2 separate regions of the Homo sapiens genome follow, and region 1 is linked to region 2. The links are chromatin loops, found by intact Hi-C in ENCODE. Cell type or tissue: right lobe of liver. All regions are shown on one strand. Links, peaks and the distances in the headings refer to the core of each region. The heading gives the core; the rest is flanking DNA.

Evidence for each region. A loop is a pair of places that touch in the nucleus more often than their neighbours do. Peaks named below come from ENCODE experiments on the same cell type or tissue, not always from the same donor. Only the 100,000 strongest peaks of a DNase experiment are listed, where the experiment ranks them.
Region 1: a loop joins it to region 2, with 3 times the contacts of the local background. A loop is called at or near these places in 14 of 110 quality-filtered maps.

What each region holds. Positions count from the first base shown.
Region 1 is chr9:116,558,946-116,575,118 of GRCh38, reverse strand. All of the region lies in intron 19 of ASTN2 (astrotactin 2), which reads left to right. LOC107987014 (a long non-coding RNA gene) reads right to left here and starts at 7,493. Exons shown (of 3, transcript NR_171890.1): 1 at 7,257-7,493; 2 at 6,191-6,737; 3 at 5,189-5,445. ASTN2-AS1 (ASTN2 antisense RNA 1) reads right to left here. Exons shown (of 12, transcript NR_033973.1): 12 at 12,826-13,120. In right lobe of liver, for the core only: no CTCF peak of the experiment used is centred there; a DNase peak (open chromatin) is centred at 7,828; H3K4me3 peaks cover 380 bases; H3K27ac peaks cover 1,921 bases.
Region 2 is chr9:116,175,725-116,180,724 of GRCh38, reverse strand. All of the region lies in intron 1 of PAPPA (pappalysin 1), which reads right to left. Among named protein-coding and RNA genes, the nearest start is that of PAPPA, 24 kb to the right of the region's middle. In right lobe of liver, for the core only: no CTCF peak of the experiment used is centred there; a DNase peak (open chromatin) is centred at 2,054.

The sequences.
Region 1 (16,173 bases), core at 5,687-10,686, 390 kb before region 2:
AAAAGTAGAGCCTTGAAGGACAAGGTAGGACTTGAATGAAACGAAGAAAGAAGGGTGTTCTAATTGCAAGTACAAAAGTCTGAAGGTTGTAGCTTGTGAATCATGCACAAGGACAAGAGACACCAAGACAAATGTAGGTTAGTTGGTATGGATGCTGAAGGGAGTAAGGATAGAGTCTTAACTTGAAATCTGCTGTACATTGTCTTTCATTGAATGCCAGGCTGCTGCACTTGATTTTGAGCCCGTACCAGTTGGAGGGTTACTGAAGTTTAATGTGCAAAGGAATAACATCATGGGGTCTGTGCTACAGATAAAATAGCAGAGATGTTGCCCTGATACATCTGATGAAACTGGGACTTCTGCACGTTGGCTTTGCTACCTGCAAAGGGGGAGGTGGTCCACACACAGTCGGTAGAAACGGGCAAGCATTTTACCATTGGCCTTGACTTATTGAAAGGAGAAAAGGCCAATCTCTTTTTCAAGAGGAAACTAGATTTGTTGTCTTTCTCTGCCTTCCCAACAGACTAAATCCAGGCACATGTTCACAAGCACCTTCCACTGGGATCAGTGAGCTGTTTATTCAGCTTATCTCAAATGCAGGCAGCTTTCTCTTTGCATAGCTGCAATAAGCTCACCCTCAGGGCTTAGAACACAATTGAAGTGGGGTTGGGTGGAGTGGGAGACAGAAAGGGAACAGTTATGAGCAGGTCTGGGGCCTGGCACTGGCCTTTGAGTATACTGCTCACTATCTTTTAAAAAGTGATTCCTGTAGCCAAAAAAGGCCACATTTCCTACCTTTTTCCTTCTTACTTAAGGCTTGGCAAGTTAGGACCCATGGGCTGGCTGTCTGTTTTGTAGATAAAGTTTTATTGGAACACAGCCATGTCCTTTTATTTACATATTATCTATGGCTGTTTTCACACTACATGGCAATGTCAAGCACTTGCAACAGAGACTGTGTGGCTCACAAGGCAGAAAATATTTACTACCAGCTACTTCATATTTAAAAGTTGCTGACCTTTGATCTAACTAAGCTTCCTCTATCCTTCAAAGCATAGCTAAAATTCACTTCCCCTGGGAAGTTTTCCCCGATTCTCCCAGGTCTCACTCAGTCCTCTCACCTTGGATGTACAATGCCACTTCTTGTCCACATTTTTTATACCATGTTTCTCTTTTTTATATGATTTTAAAAACAATTCTAAGTACAACGTATGGCTTTGGGGACAACTGCCACATTTTATACTTTCTATAAAATCATACTCACAGGAGTTGGCAAAGTGGAAGTTGTATATGGTTTATAGAGAGGTGCCTGGTATTGAGTGTTGCTGTCACTGACCAATGCCATAACTTGGGACAAACCACTTCACTTCTCTGAGTCTCTCTTCTCATCTGTCATTTAACATGATAACATAGTACCTACCTGTGTAGGTTAGTACAAGATCCAAAGAGATTAACTAAAACAAACACACAAAAGCAAAAGCAAACAAACAAAAAACATGATTCTTGTAGTAAATAGTTATTTAATAATAACTGAATTATGCTACTTGGGGTCTTGCTTTGCCCATGTGTAAATTTAGAATTTTGTCCCATAACATTCTGGAAAAAAAATCCATTATTCATATCTTTTGTGAAATGCTGAGTACAGTCTCCTCCTTTCTTAGAAATTCATAAGACATTATCATATTAAAGGCTCTGAGATATCCCATGAGAAAAAAAATCTGTTTAACTTTATTTAATCCTGTATTTTTCAAATTTATTTGGCCACACCTTCAAATAACTATTAATGTCTCATGGGAGGTAATGTTCTGAAGAACACACTTTCGACCAATTGGGCCAAGTGGTCTTTTGGTTCACCTGGAGCTGTCATCCTGAGTTAAAGAATAGCCATTGCTTATCAGAGCCTCTTCTTTAATCACCAGCACAAGGAATGCAATGAAAACTCATGTTTTTGCATAAAATGGTGCCTTTGGTTGTGTTTCTTCTATAACGCAGGAAATAGTAAATGTGTATATTCTCAAACCCCACGATATTAGCCATGCAGGCTGTTGGATGTTCTGCCTCCTGATGTGTGTGTGTGTATATATGTGTGTGTGTGTGTGTGTGTGCATGTACCCACATGTGTGCACGCATGTACCCACATGTGTGCACACAGCACCTTTCTCTTCCTCTTGAGGCTGTCAGAGTCACGCACCTGGGGCATTACAAGTCCTGGGTACCTCTATAACTATTCCCTTTCTTCTCACAAGAGTGCCTTTGACCTCTTTCTGTTAAATCCCCTAGAAACATTTCAGTCCTCCCTCTTTCTGGAACTGGAACCCTTGGGTCTCCACCTTGGGTCCCTGCTGCAAAGGGGAAATTGGGGTCTTGGGAAATTATTCCCAAGGGAAAGCGTGAAGTCATTGGGTAAGCATAGATTTGAGATTCTGACTTCCTCAAACATAAATTGGGAATAGCTGACCCTTTCACCAGTGAGGGCTAGCACACATTTTGTTGGCTTATGCCCATGGGGCTGAGACCCAAGTAGGCGGTCAGGGAAGCCTTCCTCACCATCTGCTTAAGACGCATCTGCCGAATACTCAGTATCTCAGTGCACTTATTCACACCCTCTTTCATTCTCCAAAACATCTCGCTTTCAACGGCAAATTATAGGCGACCCTACCCATTCCTCTCCTAAAGTCCCTTATTAAGAAGGCTGGAAGTCTCAGGGGTGAGCAGCAAGGGAAAGAGGAAGTCTGTTTCCAGTGGTGTTCATGGCCCATACAGCCAACAGAGGGCGCTCCCACACCACGCAACACTGGGGTCCAAGGATCCAGGCAGGCCCTGGGGAAGGCGGCCAGCTGACCTTTCTCCAGGCTGTTCTTGGGTTGCCAGAGCAGCGGAGGTGTCAGCTGAGAGTGGTCACAGCCTGGGGAGGAGAAGGCAGGGAGAGAGGCTGGGGCACCCGAAGGGGAGGAGGAGCTGGCAGGGAAAACACACAGACACATTTCACAGAGGCAGAGACACAGGGGAACACACAGAATATGCAGTTGTACCTACAAACAACAAATGCAACATACCCCACACAGACACAGCATGCAGCCAGGGGATTTAGAGAAATCATATAGGGTGCAGACTCACAAATGAATGCAATCCATCCCATACAGGTATACACAATGCAGTCACCTCAGCCAGCTAAACAAAAACAAAGGCAACACACAGATACCAACACATATAAACATGCATGTGAGCACATCACCCAACAGGGACATTCAAGCTATGTGCAGCCAACGAAAGGCAGATAACAAAGAGACACGGTCACACACACACGGGAAGCACACAGACACATACAGTAGATCCACAACACATACAAAGTTACACACCATGGGGATAGCATGCCACGCACAGACAACACACAGCTTGTACTCAACACATGACAGATGCCTCAAGAGGCGTATCATAGATAAACAGCACAGGCACACAGATGCGTAAACATAGCCACCTTCCCACAGGCATACTGTAAAGATATACATACCGTGTGCCACATGGATCCACCCAGCACAAACAGACACAGACACATTAGATGGCATCCACTCACGTAGCACCCACAGCACAGCACACACCAAATACTCACACTCACCGTATGGACATAACTCCACATGGATCAAAAGCACTTGTAATTCAGTAAATGTTTCTAAAAGAGAAAAGAGGGAGAGGCCAGAAATAGGGAAAGAGAAAGGGTTGTGAAAGATGGAAAAAGAGACAGAATAGAAGAAAAGTGAGAAGACCCAGGGAAGGAGGGCTGGAGTCCAGATTGAGTGCTCAGCTTGGTCTCTTTCCCCTCTCTGCCTCGGTCATGATAGCAAAGAACAAGGTGATTTCAGGTGGCTCCCTTGGGGAAACCACATAGACTTGATGGCTACAGTAGGAGCTGATGGTGCCCCAGGGAGAGGAAACCACCAGCGTGGGGCCAGGGATTGTGCCTCAGTCTCATCTGGGGCAGTGGCACCGAATCATATCTGAGTCCTTGCAGCTTCCATTTCATCTCCAGGGAGATCAGCTCCAATCTTCCCCATCTCATTTAATCCTGACCTGTGAGTGTCTTACTGTTCATATCTGACTTTCTCTAGGCAGCAAATGTTGCAAAGAAACAATTACCAAAACTCTCAGGATGTATCTCCTTCTTCCTTTTAAAAATATACCTTTTTTAAAAAATAAAAGGAGAACATGTGAGTGATCCTAACAGAGCTTGTTCTGCCAGAAAAGACAGGACAGGTCAGGATGGTACAGGATTCAGCAAAGGTTGCTTATTATGTAACTAAACAAATAAAACTTACTTGGAATCACAGGATTTTGAGTGAAACAGATTCAGATGAGCACACTTTCTCAAGCAACCATCCTGGCCCAGATCAATGCAGGGTGCTGGGATATAGAAATAACAGACTCAGCCGGGCGCGGTGGCTCACGCCTGTAATCCCAGCACTTTGGGAGGCCAAGGCGGGTGGATCACGAGGTCAGGAGATCAAGACCATCCTGGCTAACACGGTGAAACCCCGTCTGTACTAAAAATACAAAAAAAATTAGCCGGGCATGGTGGCGGGCGCCGGTAGTCCCAGCTACTCGAGAGGCTGAGGCAGGAGAAAGGCATGAACCTGGGAGGCGGAGCTTGCAGTGAGCCGAGATGATGCCACTGCACTCCAGCCTGGAGCCGGGGCGACCGAGTGAGATTCTGTCTCAAAAAAAAAAAGAGACTAAAAGCCCTCATGTTAAAACCTGTAGAACAATAGGTGATAGAGATATAAAATTTAAAACTTATACAATAAGAGAGAAAGGGTTAAGTAAATATATAGGATTTGGTTATTCTTATATTGATAAGGAAAGAAGGGGCAGAATGAACATTAATTGTAAACCCACTATATGAACTGTGCTGGGCACTGTATATCAGTTATCTCAGTTAAAGCTCATAAAACAACTTTGGAAAGTAGAAATTATCAGCTTCATGCTTCAGATAAAGAAAGCAAGGCTAGAAACGTGAAACCACCTGCTCAAGACAACAAAGTTAGGGAGCCCAGATTCGAACCGAGTAATCTGCTTCAAAGCCCCCTGACTTTTCCACCCCATGGTAATAAGCATCTCCAATGACTTTTCACATCTTGAGCAAGAGCCAACAGAAGCAGGAGACAGACAGTCAAAGCAAGGAGACTCTGAATTAGACGGCATGACGGAATACATTAGACTCTCCAACCAGTCAGAGAAACCTTGGGCTATGAACTTGCTGGTCATTTCCCCAAGGCCTTGCATGCTCCAGTTTCTGGGTCTGGAAAGAGGTCTCCACTTAGGTATCAATATGCTGATTCCCAAAGTTCCTGCTGAGGCCCTCTGTCCTTGGGCGGTTCAGCTCTCGGCTCCATCATCACGCAGCCTACCATATGAGCCAGGTGTCAGGGATCTCTGGCATCTTGAGTTTTCCTAGGTGTCAATACGTAGAGAAAAGAAGGAAGGCAGCAAAACACATGAACCCAAATGTGAATTGAAGCTGAAGAGAACCAAATTCTGTTCTCCAGTTCACATGGTCTGGAGCACACATTTCTGTATCACTGAGTGTCTGTCGTGAATTTTCAGATAAACAGCAGAGCTGGAAGGAACACTTGAGATTGTCTAGTTCTTTACTGGTAGGAAAGCTAAGGTCTAATAACATGCCTTAATTTATTACTGCTGTGTTTTGATTGATAATCATAACAGCAAACATTTATGAAGTACTTAATATTGTGCCAGGAACTACGTTAAGCACTTTGCACATATTGCATCATCAGATGTTCACCATGCTTCTGTTAGGCCTGCACTATATTTGTCATTTTCACACACAAGCAAACCAAAGCTCTGAGACTTGCAGTGGCTTGCCATGGGTTGCACGGCTAGCCAGTGACACCATTGGCATGCAAACGAGGCCCGTCTGATTCTTAGTTCTAATTCCCAATGACTTTGGTTCGTTGCTTCCCTGACTACTCAGGAAACATGAAAAGGGACATTTCGCCCTGATTTAGAAAGAAGGTAACTCAGGTGCCTAGAAGAAGAATATCTTGCTCACACTCCAGAGCTCTGAACCTCTCATCTGCTTCCCTACCTACTGTTCCTTGGACCAACCTTGACCCTATCATTTTTCTTTCAGGGTTGGTTTAAAAAAAAATAGTGTCAGAGTAAAAAAAGGCCTCACCTTGCCTAAAGGATATTTTTGTAATACTGGAAAGTGGCATTCTCCCTGTCCTAAGCTTCTTTCTTCTTTAACAGGCCATCCAATTGTTGCCTTCCAGTTGGCTCCTTCGGGAGGGGGATCCTCTATCCCTTGGCCCCTTCAGTCTTGCCTGGTTCAATTTGGTCCTGTGGTCCTGATCCCCCATCAAGGTAGTAGTATCTTTCCTTAATTCAAACCTGAACTGAATATATGTCCCTGGGCCTCAGAGAGGGACCAGACTCAGGATGGTGAAATAACTGGCCTGGAGTGTCCCAACAAAGACTCTGTGTGTAGAGAATGGAGAGCTGGCTGGTAAGGCTGGGGGCTAGAGTGTTCAAATGTTGTTTATGCTGGTAGGATGGGTCTCTCATTCAGCAAGAAGATTTATCTGGCATTACGTAGCTCTGTCTGCTGAGATTTGGCTACCGATTCAGGTTCTGAAGATGGACAGGTTAATGGCTGCCTTTGTTCTCAAATATATTGAATTTTCTCCCTCGCTTTTCTTGGTCTTTCATCTACTTAACATCTCCTAAAAAAAGATAAAAATTAAAATTTAAAAATTTAAAAAAATATCCAAAACTCTTTCCATGTGATGAGCTCACTATAGGCTAGTCCACTAGTACAGTATTGAATTGAAATGCAAAGCATCCTTGTCCCAATAGGAAGGTTTTCTACCTGCTAAATGGATCTCAGAATCATTTCTTAATTTTTTTTGCATTATACATTTTCTAATATCCTGGTGAGAAGGAGAAATGAGAGTATATCCCACATTTGGGGGCTTCATCTGAATTATTAATGACATCTAGAGAAGAATACTTAGGCCTTTACCAAGAGACTAAGTACCTGAATTATAGTTTCAGCTCCACCATTTGTTAGCTGTTTAATCGCATCTTTACAGTGAGGTGATAATAATATTCATGTATACAGTAGAGGCTCAGTGAATGTTAGCTACTATTTTTGCTACCTGTTTCATTATGGTTATTATTAAAGGCACAGTCTCTCTGAGGCTTGGTTTTCATATCTGGGATGCAGAGATAATAACTCTTACCTTGACATTTTGGGAGAGGGGTGTAAAATGAGAAAGTGCCTAGCATACAGCCTGGCAGGCAGTACAGTTTCAATAACTAGCAGTTATTCAATAACTAGTAGTATGATCTGTCCTGCCTTCTGCCTGCCAACCGTCCTTCCTTCATCTTCTTCGTGAAATAGTTCCCACACCACTACTTTATGTCTCTTATTTAAACCACCTCTTACTGGTCTTGCTGTCTTCTGCCTTCACTCCTTCAATCCATCTTCCATGCTACAGCCAGAAGGGTCCTCCAAGGCCATTTTGATGTCACAAGCCTCCTGTGACTATTCCCCATCTGGCAGAGCCTACATTTTTAGGGACATGAGAGCCCCTATCCACCCCCTGAACCCAGGGAGAAGCTGCATGTCCACAAGGTTTCCAGCCCACTGACTGGACAGAGACTTCCCAGAATAGGCTGTTGGCGCCCCACCCCGCCAACTGAGAAGAGCACTCAGTGGGGAAAAACTGGGGAGGGCTGTCAAGGGTGCCACCCAGAGAGACAGAAGCCTAGGCTTGCAGCCTCACAGAGGTGCACTACAGCCAGCTTGTCTGGCTCCTGAGGACAACTGCACACATATCTTCCCAAGTCCACGTTCAGGTAAATCACAGTGGTAGTGTGAAATTGGCCAGGGTGGAAGTATTTATATGTTGGAAATCAGCCAGTGCTATGAATCGGCACTTTTCCTCTCTTCCCACAGAGAGCCAAGTTGTTAAACATTTACCAGCACTCAACTGAACCTCAGTCTTATCAATTGTTCACAAGTCACATGACCTCTCTCAGCCTTGGTTCCTTCATATGTACATTGAGGATAGTGTGTTAGCTTGGATCCTCTGAGAAGCAGATGCTGAGATGGGATAAAACATCAAAGGATTGTATTAAGGGAAAGGCCTATGTGAGAGAAGATGGGAGTTTGCTGTGAAGGCTGGGTGGGAGCCATCAGGTTGGGGGGAGTCTGACCCTGTGTGAAGGAGAGTGGGAAGGAAGGCTGTGCAGAAGCATCCCAGGCTGCTGCCCAGCCTAAGGGAATCCTCAAGACAGTCTGCCATCTGAGGATTCCTGTATCTCCCAGAATGGGCTTGCCTTAGTATCCCTGCTATGCCCAGTCGTTGGCTAGGAACAGCCTGTAGGAAGTGTGTCCTCAGTGCAGATGCAGGGTTAAAATTCAGAGTACTCAGACTAGGGCTCTTGATTAGTTAAGCCCCCTGCCATTGGATTTCCGCATGGTGAATCAATTCCGCTGCAGGTATTGACACATCAAATCCTGTTGATCCAGGTCACTACATATACCTTTAGAAATATTTTCTAAGCACCTAACCTATGTGAAACACTGTTCTGAGTCCTGGGGATGGAGAAATTTCCATTAATAAAGTTCTGGACCTTATGGGCCCCATACAGAGGAGATTAACAAGTAAACAGATATATTCAGGATAATGTGAAAAGTAAGGGGATGATGGCTAAGGAGGCTGTCAGTAAAGGCTACATAGAAAAACAAAGGATTGAGCTGATCCTGGAATGAGCCCAGTATTGGGTGAAATGGGAATTCCAGGCAGAAAAATCTTCAAAAGCAAAGGCCCAACATATGAAAGAACATGAAAGATTCAAGGACTTGTGCATGACTCAACATTGATTCAACATGAGATACAAAAGCAGAATTAGTGAGAAATGACCCTGGAGGAGAAATCAAGGCCAGACAAGACTAAGGAATTAGATGCATTTATTGTTTTTTTCTTTTATAGTGTAGACAAGTGAAGACTATTACAGACTTTCCATCAGAGGCATATTTTAGAATGATCACTGGCTGCAGCTTGGAGGATGGACTGGAGGGCTATGTAAGAGACAGAGCTTACACATGTAGAAGGCTGCTGGATGTGGAAGATGAGTGAAGAGTCTAAAACAGTATCCAAGTATCCAGCTTGTGTTATATGTACTTGTAATCGAAGGTCTCTCTCTAGATCTTCTACACCATAGTTTTCTAACTTCAGGTCATAATCCATTAGTAGGTTGTAAAGTCAACTTATTGGATTGGAGCCAACATTTAAAAAAAGAAAATAGGATGTAGGCTGAGTGTGGTGGCTCATGCCTGTAATCCCAGCCCTTTGGGAGGCTGAGACAGGTGGATCTCTTGAGTCCAGGAGTTCAAGACCAGCCTGGACAACATGGCGAGACCCTGTCTCTGCTAAAAATACAAACAAAAAAATAGCCAGGCCACATGGTGGTGTGTGCCCATGGTCCCAGTTACTCAGGAGACTGAGGCTGAGGTGGGAAGATCACTTGAGCTTGGGGTCCGGGGTGGGAATGGGTGGGCAGGTGGAGGGAAGGGTGTGACTGGAGGTTGCAGTGAGCCGATATCACACTACTGCACTCCAGCCTGGGTGATGAAGTGAGACACTGTCTCAAAATAAATAAATAAATATATATATATATATATATATATATATATATATATATATATGGAGAGAGAGAGAGAGAGAGAGAGAGAGAGAGAGAGAAACAGTGTCTTAAAAACATTATCCTGAATGTATTATACATACATTATCCTGAATGTATTTGTTTACTTGTTAATCTCCTCAGTATGGGGCATATGTGTGTGTGTGTGTGTGTGTGTGTGTGTGTGTGTGTGTGTGTTTGTGGCAAGCCTAAGGATTTTTTCATAAAGCTTGCATTTCAGTCATATATACATGCATGTGTATACTAGGTTGGGATGGAAAACATATGAATCACACTAGGTTGGGATGGAAAATATATGAAATAGACTAGAAAATATTGTAAGGCAGTGTTGTGTCTTACATATCTTAAACTCAAGGAATTATTGAGTTGAATGAGGCGTTTGGTTCTAGCTGGCTTAGGTTTGTACTCTAAGTCTACCTCCTTCAATTGGACAATGATGCTTAGAGGAGTTAAGTGATTTCTCCAAGATGAGATAACTCTCATCATATCCCTTACAATACCTGAGTTGATTAAGAAACTGAATCTGTGTATGCATTTATGAATGAATACAGATTATAAATTAGTATCATAGAAATATTTGAGTAAATTAATTAATGAATAAATGAATCCATGAATGAATGAATAACTAGATCTATATATGACTATATGAAAAAATAAATAAATGAAGTAATGAAGGAAAGAAGAATGGGAGGGAGGAAGAAAACTCTCGAATCCTTTCACAAGCACTGGGAATCTGTAGACTATCAGCCAAGAAGTGAAGGATTTCTGAATGACCCCAGGCAGGGGACAACAACCAGTTGGAATTAATCATGTGGCCAGCACAGAGATCAGCCAAAGTTGATGCAAGTATCATTACTTGATACTGCAAGTAACGATGGCCTTGCAGTAGACTTTGTTACACACCCGTTTATTGGGTGAGCTATTAACTGTCCCAGCATGGGGGTAGCAAGGCACCTGACATTAGAGAATGAATGAGATGTTTAGGGTGGGGAGAGGTGGGCTCTTTTTCCAGCTCTGGTCTGCTGAGTCATCTCCAGCCCCAAGGGTTGCCATGCCATCATTTATCCATCCCATGACTGGGAGGCAATCAGTTCCATGCACTTTGGGCCACCTCAGAAAGCTACATGTTTAGTTCAGGGGAGAAGTGCATTAACATGGAAGAGCAAGACCCAAAGAGCCACCTGAGATCACTAAAAGTTAATCAGGCCTATGTCATTTTAACTATTTGAATCAGGTTTAGGTTCGACTCTGGACTTCTCTACTTATTTGATGTGTGGCACTGGGTTAGTCACTTTACCATTCTGAGCTTCCACTTACTCAACTGTAAAATAGACAAAATATCAATCTTAAACTAGTTCTGTAATCCATGTGCTTTGCAAAGAGTTTATGGTATATAAATGCTTGTCCTCTACCTCTCTTCTTTGTCCTTAAAATCTCCCATGCTTTTTATCTGCTTACCAATTCAGTTATTCAACAAATATCTATTGAGTTCTTACTATGTACCAGGCACTGGTATCAGCAGTTAACCAAAGAGAGAAAACTCCTTGTCTTCATGGAGCCAGCATTCTGGAACGTCAGGTTGCAGATGCAATCCAGAGACACCATTCACTCAGCTCTAAAAGATGATTCTAGAAGGAAAGGGAGACAGGAAAAGGAAAAAAGTACAAAATAAATATTTTATCAGATGTTGATAATTGATACAGAAGAAAAAGAAAAGCAGAAAAAAAGACAACTATGCTAGATGAGGGAAAGGGCTGTCTAGTTTTAAATAAGTAAGTCAGAAAAGGGCAATGTTGGAGCAAAGATCGGAAGGAGATGAGAGACCTGAACAAAGAGCATCTCAGGTAGAGGGAATAGCAAGTGCAAGACCTTGAGATGGAAGCGCGTCTGATGTGTTTGAGGATGACAAAGAGATCATTGTTCATGTGGTTCTCTCTATTGCAAATTCTTTCCTTGCTATTCTGTTGGGATAATTTTTTTATTTTTATTTTTATTTTTATTTTTATTTTTATTTTTTTGAGACAGAGTCTCGCTCTATCACCCAGGCTGGAGTGCAGTGGCGTGATCTTGGCTCACTGCAAACTCTGCCTCCCGGGTTCACACCATTCTCCTGCCTCAGCCTCCTGAGTAGCTGGGACTATAGGCACCCACCCCCGCACCCGGCTAATTTTTTGTATTTTTAATAGAGACGGGGTTTCACCGTGTTAGCCAGGATGGTCTCTATCTCCTGACCTTATGATCCGCCCACCTCGGCCTCCCAAAGTGCTGGGATTACAGGTGTGAGCCACCGCACCCAGCCTGGCTGGGAGAATTCTTACCTAATCTTTAGACCCTCCTTCTCTTTTGTCATACCAGATAGAAAAATTACTCTGCAATGGTCTACTTACATCTCTTCTCCTGCAGAATGCAAGTTCCATGAGGGCAAGGCTTATGCCTCTCTTGGTCACCTCTGTGTCTTTAAGACCAAGCATACTTTCTGGCTCAGAGTAGGCACTGAATGAATATTTATTAAATGCAGTGTTAAATGAACACATGAGCTTTCCGAACCTTCCCTCTGTCTTCAGCTTAATCAGTGCCTCTTCATCCTTCATTTTTCAAAATCACGCATAACCTTTGCTTTCTCCAAGAAGCATTCTTTTTTTTTTTTTTTTTTTTTTTTAATGAGGCAGTCACTCGCACTGTCACCCAGGCTGCAGTGCAATGGCATGATCTCGGCTCACTGCAACCTCTGCCTCCCAGTTTCAAGCAATTTTTCTGCCTCAGCCTCCTGAGTAACTGGGATTACAGGCACCCTGCTAATTTTTGTATTTTTTTTCTTAGTAGAGATGGGGTTTCGCCATGTTGGCCAGGCTGGTCTTGAACTCCTGACCTCAGGTGATCCGCCCGCCTAGGCCTCCCAAAGTGCTGGGATTACAGATGTGAGCCACCGTGCCCAGCCCAAGAAGCATGCTTTAACTTGTCAAGGTTATGCTCACCTCTCCTTAACCTGATCTCCAAAGTTCACACAGGAGAACATTAGTCCAGTGGAATGCTAATATATGAGCCGTAGAATATAAAAACAGTTCTGGGACTAGTTAGTTTGGAAAAACGTTGGTTAATCAAATGTAAACAGGTTTCTTTATTCACTGACTTTACAGAAACTTTAATATGTCAAAGGGGCTTGTGAATTTCAAAGAGAGGGGAATTAAGGAAAGTTTCCTAAATGTGCTTGACTATGATGCTTTTTCTAAAGGAACAATTTTCAGGAACCCACTTTGGGAAATACTGACTGAAAATTTGTTGGGATTCTCCCATCTTCTGGACTGTTCTTTGGTTTAACCTCAGCCAACCTCTTTCACTCTAGCTTCATCGCCTGTGGCAGCCACCCTGGTTTTGATTTCTACCTCCCGCTTGCCTGCGGAGAAAAGGGCTTCTCAGGAAGAAGAAATTACCCAACATTTTAACATTTTCCTGGCCATTAGGGAATTCCTAAAGGAATATGAAGAATCCTAATTGTGTGAATTGAGAGGAAGTCAAGGGAATGAAAAGGGGACACCTATGTCCCAGGCCAGTGGAGGACAAAGACATGGCTTTCCTTCTTACCCTCCATAGCTACCTTCTCAAATAGTCTCAACAATAAAAGTTTGGCAGGTCAGTTCATGCTGTAACAATTAAATTAGTTGTGGTATGTAATAGATGCAGCTTGATACTCATAGGGATGGGATCTTTATCTTTGCTCCCTGGGGCTGTGGGAGACTCCAACAGGCTCCTTTAGATTTTGACAAGGAGACTCTTGTTTTCTCCTTCTCATTTTATTTGTGTCTTTCTCAAAGTCATTCTCTGTTTCTGTTTTTCTCTTTGGTAGTCTACTTTGTCTCCTTGGTGTAAATTTGTGTAATTCCTTTGTGTTGATTTGGAATGGCTTTTCTCAACCTGGCACCTGATGATCCAGCCAAACTTTAGGGAGTGGAAGATGATAACTGGTATAGTGGAGAAATGAGAAAAATATAACTGATTTTACCTCAATATATTTTATTCTACTTGAATTTCATTTAAATTAATGAAGATTTATTGAACTTCTACCAAGGGCCCTTTTCAGTCAAGGCATTGAGGAGGCTAAGATGATTAAGTTCTAGCCATTGTTCACAAGAACTTTCTAGCATAGCAGGGGAGACAGACATAAGAAGATGACCAAATGCATCACGATGCATACCAGATTAGAGGATATTAGGCAAGAGGGAATCTGGGTGCGAGTGTTTGGACGATTTGTGCTCATGGGATGAGTTTGAAGCAGGGACACACTCTCTCTCTCTTAAAGCATTGGTTCTCAACATGTTAGTCCTCCAGCCTTATTTTCCCTACACCCTCTCTCAGCTTCATCTTTACAAACTAACCCAGAGTTCATCTAGATATCTCTATGTCTACCCCATCCTAGCATAACAACACATGTACATTTTTCTTTGTTCTTGTGGAAACTTTCCTGGCTGCTTTGCCAAATACCAGTTTTGATGTGTAGTTTAAATAACTTTAACTTTTTCTGAGAAGCTTTCTGACTATTTTCCCTCTCTACCTCCCTTCCAGACACAAATATTGATACTTAAATTCTGTGCACCTAACATAATGTTCATGCCTTCAGCTATTCAAAAAATATCTATTGAATGCCTCCCAGGTCCCAGAGACATTTTGCTAGAGGTTAAAGACAGATATGTCAAGAGGATATGGCATAGCTCTGACCACATGGCACTTGCAGTCTAGTAGGAGACAAACACATCAATTGAATTATAAAACTAATGAATGTATAAGGAAGAACCATCCAGAAGAAAGAGCTCACTTGTGCTAAAGACTTGAGGCTGGAGGGAAGCTGGAATGATGGACTGATAGACAAACTTATTGAAGGTTACTATGAAGGGAGGAGAGAGAGAGGGGAAGAACAAGAAGAAGAGGGAGGAAGGATAGGGAAGTCCAGATCCACTGGGTCTAATGTTAAGGTTTTTGGAATTATTCTAAATATAATGGAAATCTGGGGACTGGCTGGCTTGATGCTCCGTAAGGGGTAAGACTATTTTATTAATCACTGCCTCCGCAGTTACCAGAAAAGTGCCTGGCATGAAGGCTTATGGAATGAGTGAAGGAGCTAGTGAGTTAGTGATGTAATGAGATTTTACTTTACAAATGCCACTGGGCTGTTATGTGGAGAATGAATTGCAAGGAGGCAAGAGAGGCAATGTATATAAGCCAAAGAAATGTGTAAGTCACATTTACACATTGTTAACTACACAATTAACATTTACAATGTTAATTGCAACCCACTTGGGACCTCACTGGCCTGTGGCAGTATAGTACAATAGTTACAAATAATAGAATTACAGCCAGACCATCCTGGGTTCAAATCCGAGTACTGCTACTTATTAACCAGCAAGACCTTAAAATTGCTTTGTACAGTTGTTTCTTTATCAATAAAAAGCGGCAATAATAGTAAGTGCCTTTTAGAGTGTTGTGAAGAGTAAACTAAGAAGAAAGAGGAAGAAGAAAATGCTCCTGGCTCATATTAATAGTTCAAGGAATAAGAAGGCAGAGTAATATAAAGGCCACAAATACAGGTTCTTAAGTCAAACTTCCCAGGCTCAAATCCTGATTCTGTTACTTATTAGCTGTGTAACTTTGGACAAGTTCCTTAGGTTCCTTGAAGCTCAGCTTCCCAGGCAAAATAAGGAAATTAGTACTAAAGGTCCTTATCCAAAGTCCTTGGTATTAGATGTGATCAGGATTCAGAATTTCTTTTTGGATTTTTAGAAAGGCACTGCAGTGCATACACCATATATTTTGTAACATTCTCGTTGGATTCACAGACAACATCCCCATCATCATACTTCCTACTTCTGCAGTTAGACATGTACATACACAAACACACTAAGTTGAGAGTAAAGAAAAAAGACCATAGATCATAATTTAATTCAGAAAAGAATTATCTTCCAAATAAGTTGTGAAATAAACTGTGTATGTGCTTCAGCCTGTTTCTCAGCACCAGAAGCATAGGACTCTGCATAGAGATGTATTCAGCATATGTTTGTTGAATTTCCTCTCCCTAGATGATTTTCTCGTCCATCTGGTCTGATGAGATATCCAAGGTCTCAGCTCTCTAAATTGGTTTGTGGGACGGAATAAGGTTAGGGCAAGGGATTTACAGTGTAACAAATGCCCCAGAGTGGAGTTTCCAAGGGTCTTTCTGATTGCAACATTTAACACATATGGAAGAGGAGGGGAGATCTCCTCCAGTCCCACAGGTTGTAGGCTTCACCAGGAGGCAAGTTCCTTTGTCATTGCCTGGCAAGGAAGCACATAAAGTAGAGTCGGGTAAGAACTGCTTCCCTACCCTTGAATGTAATCTGCATAAAGGCAACAATCTGTTGCATGTTTTGCTGACTGGTATGTTCTAAGCACCAACAAGAGTGACTGGCTCATAGTAGA
Region 2 (5,000 bases), core at 1-5,000:
GATAACATTTGACTTTCTGCCATCACTGTCTGGGGGCGGCGGGGTGGAGATAATTAGCAAAGGATGACAATTTATATGCAATTCGTATTATTGTTTGTTTTCTCTCATTGGGAGAGTAGATATAGAAGGAGAAAAAACTCCACCAGGACATTTCTGCTGTGAAAAAGTGGTATTTTTAAATAAATAATGATAATAATAACAAACACTTTCTGAAAGCCTCTATTTAGTAGTCTCTTTACTAAGCACAGACTAAGTGGGATTTATTAGTATTCTTTTGACAGATAAGGAAACTGAGATGTAGAGAGGTTAATTGATTTTCCCTCCAAGGATCCCAGCGAGGGATTGGGAGAATCACAATTCTAACTCTCATCTCTTTCACTCCAGAGCCAAAGCTCCCCACCAAGATGCTTTCCATGGTGGATTGGTGCTCTCAATCCACCATGAAGGCTCTAATGTCTAGGTCTGCCATGCTGTGCTGTGGTCCCTGGGTGAATAGCTCCCTACTCTGGGCTTCCTCACTTCCTTTCCTTAGGATATAAGAGTGTTAGACCACATGGTCACAGAGGTCCCTTCCATCCACATTCTGTGACTCCAAGATCCCAGCGATTACAGGTATCCCAGCCTTGGTTCCCCCTGCGGGAGATGTAAGGTCATTGTGGGGCAGGGTAAAAGGCAGTTTCAGACCCTTCAATTAAAGGATGCCCACTAGCTGTGGGACATCTGCCAGGAGAATACAAGCAGAGGTGAGAGGATGAGGGGATGAAAGGGGGAATTTAGGTCAACAATCTGGTTTCTTTCATGAGGCTAAAAAAATTAAAAGCTAAAGGTTGGAGCTGGTCCCTTTTTTGTTTTGTTTTGTTTTGCTTTCCCTTCCATGATTTAATCACTAGTATCAAAGCCACAGAGGAATGCTTGAGAGAGCAATCCTATGGAAAGCTTTTATCTGTCCAGAGGACAGTGATTAAAACAGACAGATTTGGGTTAAGTATACCCATGGTCCCTGCACTTGGTTCAGTCGGGGGGGAGACCCACCAAAATGACCTGGAGGACTCAGCACCATCAGGCATTCAGAGGAAGGCTGGGATATCACCGAGGAGGGTACCTGGGGGACTGCTCCTCAGCATCCTCATCCCTCCGGGTCCACCCCGGGTCAAAAGATTTGCCTTAGGCTCAGTGGAAGGAGGAGGCTTAAAGGGAGACATACAGGACTGGAGGATTATACCAAGTTATACTGGGTTCTGGACATCTCTGTGTCTTGTTCAAGAGAGGCAGGAGCATTGAAAGTAACCACATGGAACAATTCTCCAAGTCAGGGTTAGCTCAGGTGTTTCCCATGTGTTGGCCATGCAAGTGTAGGAGGAGGACCAGATTTCCTTTTGCAGGACGGCATGGAGCAGTAGAATGAACACCCTTGATGGCACCTGTGTCTGTTCTCCTGCCTGTATTCTTCTTCCTTGCCAGGAACTGTTATCTGAAAGCACCCTCACTAAATGGGTCTGTTCACCTTTTTTACTAGCTGTGTGACATCAGACAAGTTAATTCACCTCTCTGAACCTTAGTTTTCCCACATGTACACTAGGATGAAGAATCTTATCCTGTATACTTCACAGATGTCTTCTGAGAGAGAAAAGAGATAAATGTATGCATATTTCCTTGTAAACTATTTAAGGCTATCCAGATGTGAGGCAAGCTTGAGAGTAGTATGCCTGAGGGTTCCTGAAACCCATAAGTTTTAATAATACACAGACTTATGTGGTACATTTGGGATGGCAAACTGTAATTCCCTCTGGCTCTTGTGTCTCCAGCCTTCCTCCTTTGCTCATGTGTAAGCAGTCTGCATGGACGTAGAAAGGTTGGGGGATTACAGGCCAGTAAATCTGAGTTCGAATGCTGGCTTTGCCATTTACTAGCTATGGATGGGAAAGTCAGGGCTCCTTTCCCAGTATTAGTCTCCCCATCTGTAAAATGGGGATGATACATCTTCCTCTGACAGTTGTAGTGGGGGAACTAATGATAAAACAAATGTGACAGCACTTGGCACATGGCCACTGGCAACAAAACAAGTGTTACAACACATGGACAGTGGTGTGAGGCTGATCTGTGTATCTCAGCTCTGCTCCCTGTTAGCTGTGTAGCCTTGGACAAAATCTCTTTATCTCCTTGATAGTTTCCTCATATGTAAACTGATAATAATAAGTACTTAATAAATAGTGCCATTTCGAGGATTTAGTAAGAGAATCCAAAGGCTCATTTGCATAGAATGGGATTGTTGTAGCTACACTTTTTAAAAATGTGTGTTAATAATAAATATCTTTCCGGCCAGGCAAGGTGGCTCACGCCTGTAATCCCTGCACTTTGGGAGGCTGAGGTGGGCAGATCACCTGAGGTCAGGAGTTCAAGACCAGCCTGGCCAACATGATGAAACCCTGTCTCTACTAAAAATACAAAAAATTAGCTGGGCATGGTGATGTGTGCCTGTAATCCCAGCTACTCAGGAGGCTAAGGCAGGAGAATCACTTGAACCCAGGAGGCAGAGATTGCAGTAAGCCGAGATCGCGCCACTGCATTCCAGCCTGGGCAACAAGAGCGAAACTCCGTCTCAAACAAATAAATGAACAAACAAACAAAAAATAATATCTTTCCTTCTTTTTCAGAATTGGGATTATTTCCCCCCTTTTTGTGCTGTTAAACACACACATAAAGGTTCCTTTCTGACACTGTTCTCTGAAATGAAGATGCATGTTTATTGCTCTTTTTTCACACATTGTCGATGAAATCAGTGCATATAAAATTGGTGCACATCAACGTAAGAAAGGAAGTGGGGAAGGACAAGAAAAAAAGATCAAGGAGAAAGAAGAGGTGGGGGATGGGGTCAAAGAAGTACACTATAACAATATGAACTATTGTTCATCCTTGAAAGTTGCACAGCACAAACCAGATCCTGGTGGACTAAGGAGGGCTGATGTTGGGGCTGTCTTGGAAGAGAGATCTTTCCTTCGGTCATTTTAATGACTTGAGAATCTACAAGCTCCTCTCTCCACTCACTCATCAAGCCTGGAGACAATGATACCACTTGCCAGAAAATGGTCAAGGACCAGTGCATCCTGCTGTCATACCCTGCATGGCAGCCCCAAGACTGACCCTTCACCATTCATTGAATTAGGCAGAGTCAGGGCTGGAAATTCTCTTACTGGTTATTTAATCATCCCCTTTCACACCTAACCTCATATTTGAATCATCTGTACAACATTTTAACAAATGACTGACCACTCATATTTCCAGGCCAGCACAATGATTGGCAAGTAGAAAGCACCAATTAAGTTGACAAAATGCTTATATGTATGCATGCATTTAAGGGGAAATAAAGAAATGCATGTGAGGGTGCTTGCATGAGTGAAAGCACAGTGGACAGTCTGGTAGTGAAGAGCACAATTTGGGAGTGAATACAGCTGTTTTAAGTTCTGGCTCTGTGATGACCTTGAGGCAGCTCTGGTTGGAAGGATGTAATAAGACACTGTTCATAGAACACTTTTCAAAGTGCATGGTGTACAATAAGCATCCAAGAAATGGGCATCATGAAGGATGTATGTGAGGAAAGTAAAACCAAATGCACATGGGAAGTATCAGAGAAATGAGACAGAATTGAAGAAGAAGGAGAGAACTGTTTCTAATAAGCTCAGAAACATATTTTACATGTCCCTGCAAAGCCACATGGACATGTCAATTTAATGTCACTAATAAAAATATTGGGGGGGGGGGTCTTTCCTCTCAGTACTCCAGAGATCAAGACATTAATAGCCATTAATACTGTTGGAGAAGTAAAGGAAGCTTCCCTGATGTGGTAACTTTCTCCCAGTTTTGCTATAATCAGACCTTGGCTCATCTTGTCAACTCCATTTTTATTTCTCTGTGTAACTTTGCTTGTGTGTATGTTCATGCACATATGTTTAAAGTTTAAAAGAATATATCACATATTGCCTAGCATAATGGTGGCACTTAGTAGGTGCTCAACAGACTCTAATTGAATGAATGCTCTACATGCAGTTATGTGGATACTATAGTATTCTATCCACAAGTTCACAGACTAACAGGAGAGAGGGATATTTATCTTTCCAAGCTGGGGTGTGAGATATGATTTCAAATATCAACTCTGCTACCATGGAGCAGAGATTAGAGCAAGTCATAATTTTGGTCTGAGCTTTTCTTCTGTTACTTGGTAAAATGAGCATCCTATTATGCACCATAAAGGGTATGAAAAAACAAAGCTGGTGCTTAATCCATCATAATTACATTATTGGAACACTCTTCTAACTGGCCCATGGTCCAGAAGTTTCATTGCTCCCTTATACAGCCTGTGAAGCATCACCAGATTCATCTTCCTAAAATCCTATTTTTCACTATTCCCCCAAACAGACAAACCTCTTTCTCTGATGCTCTCAGAATAAAGACCAACAACAATTTTGCATTTCAGAAATTGGTCTCAATCTATCTCTGAGTGTGTAGACAGACTCTGGTAAGATTTCCTCACTTTGGCCCACACTGTTTCCTACAGGTAGAAATGTCTCCCTATTGTCCCTGTCCTTTTCTCTTTTCTGATCTTCAAGACAATACCAGTATTACTTCTTCCAGTAGACCTTCAGTCTTCATGAGTCTCCACCATCAGTGTATAAGTGTTGATGAGCACCTGCTATCTGGCACAGATGTAGTCAGTCTTTGACCCAGCCATCTTTCTGTACCAGCCACAGGACACTTGGGCTGTTTCTTGATAGTTCCCACATGTAGTTGTTGAGGGCACAGCCTCTCTTTTCTCCTGAGTCTTTCTGAGGTCCTAATACTGTTTTTGGTTGTTTAGTTGTTGATCTAATTTTTTTTCATGGCAATGATCACTGTTGACAGTATGACTCATTTCTGAGGTCAACCTCCAATGGTACTCTCCCCCACTCGACTGTAAGCCTCATAAGAACAGACAGTACATGTCTATCACCACCCTGTATCACTAT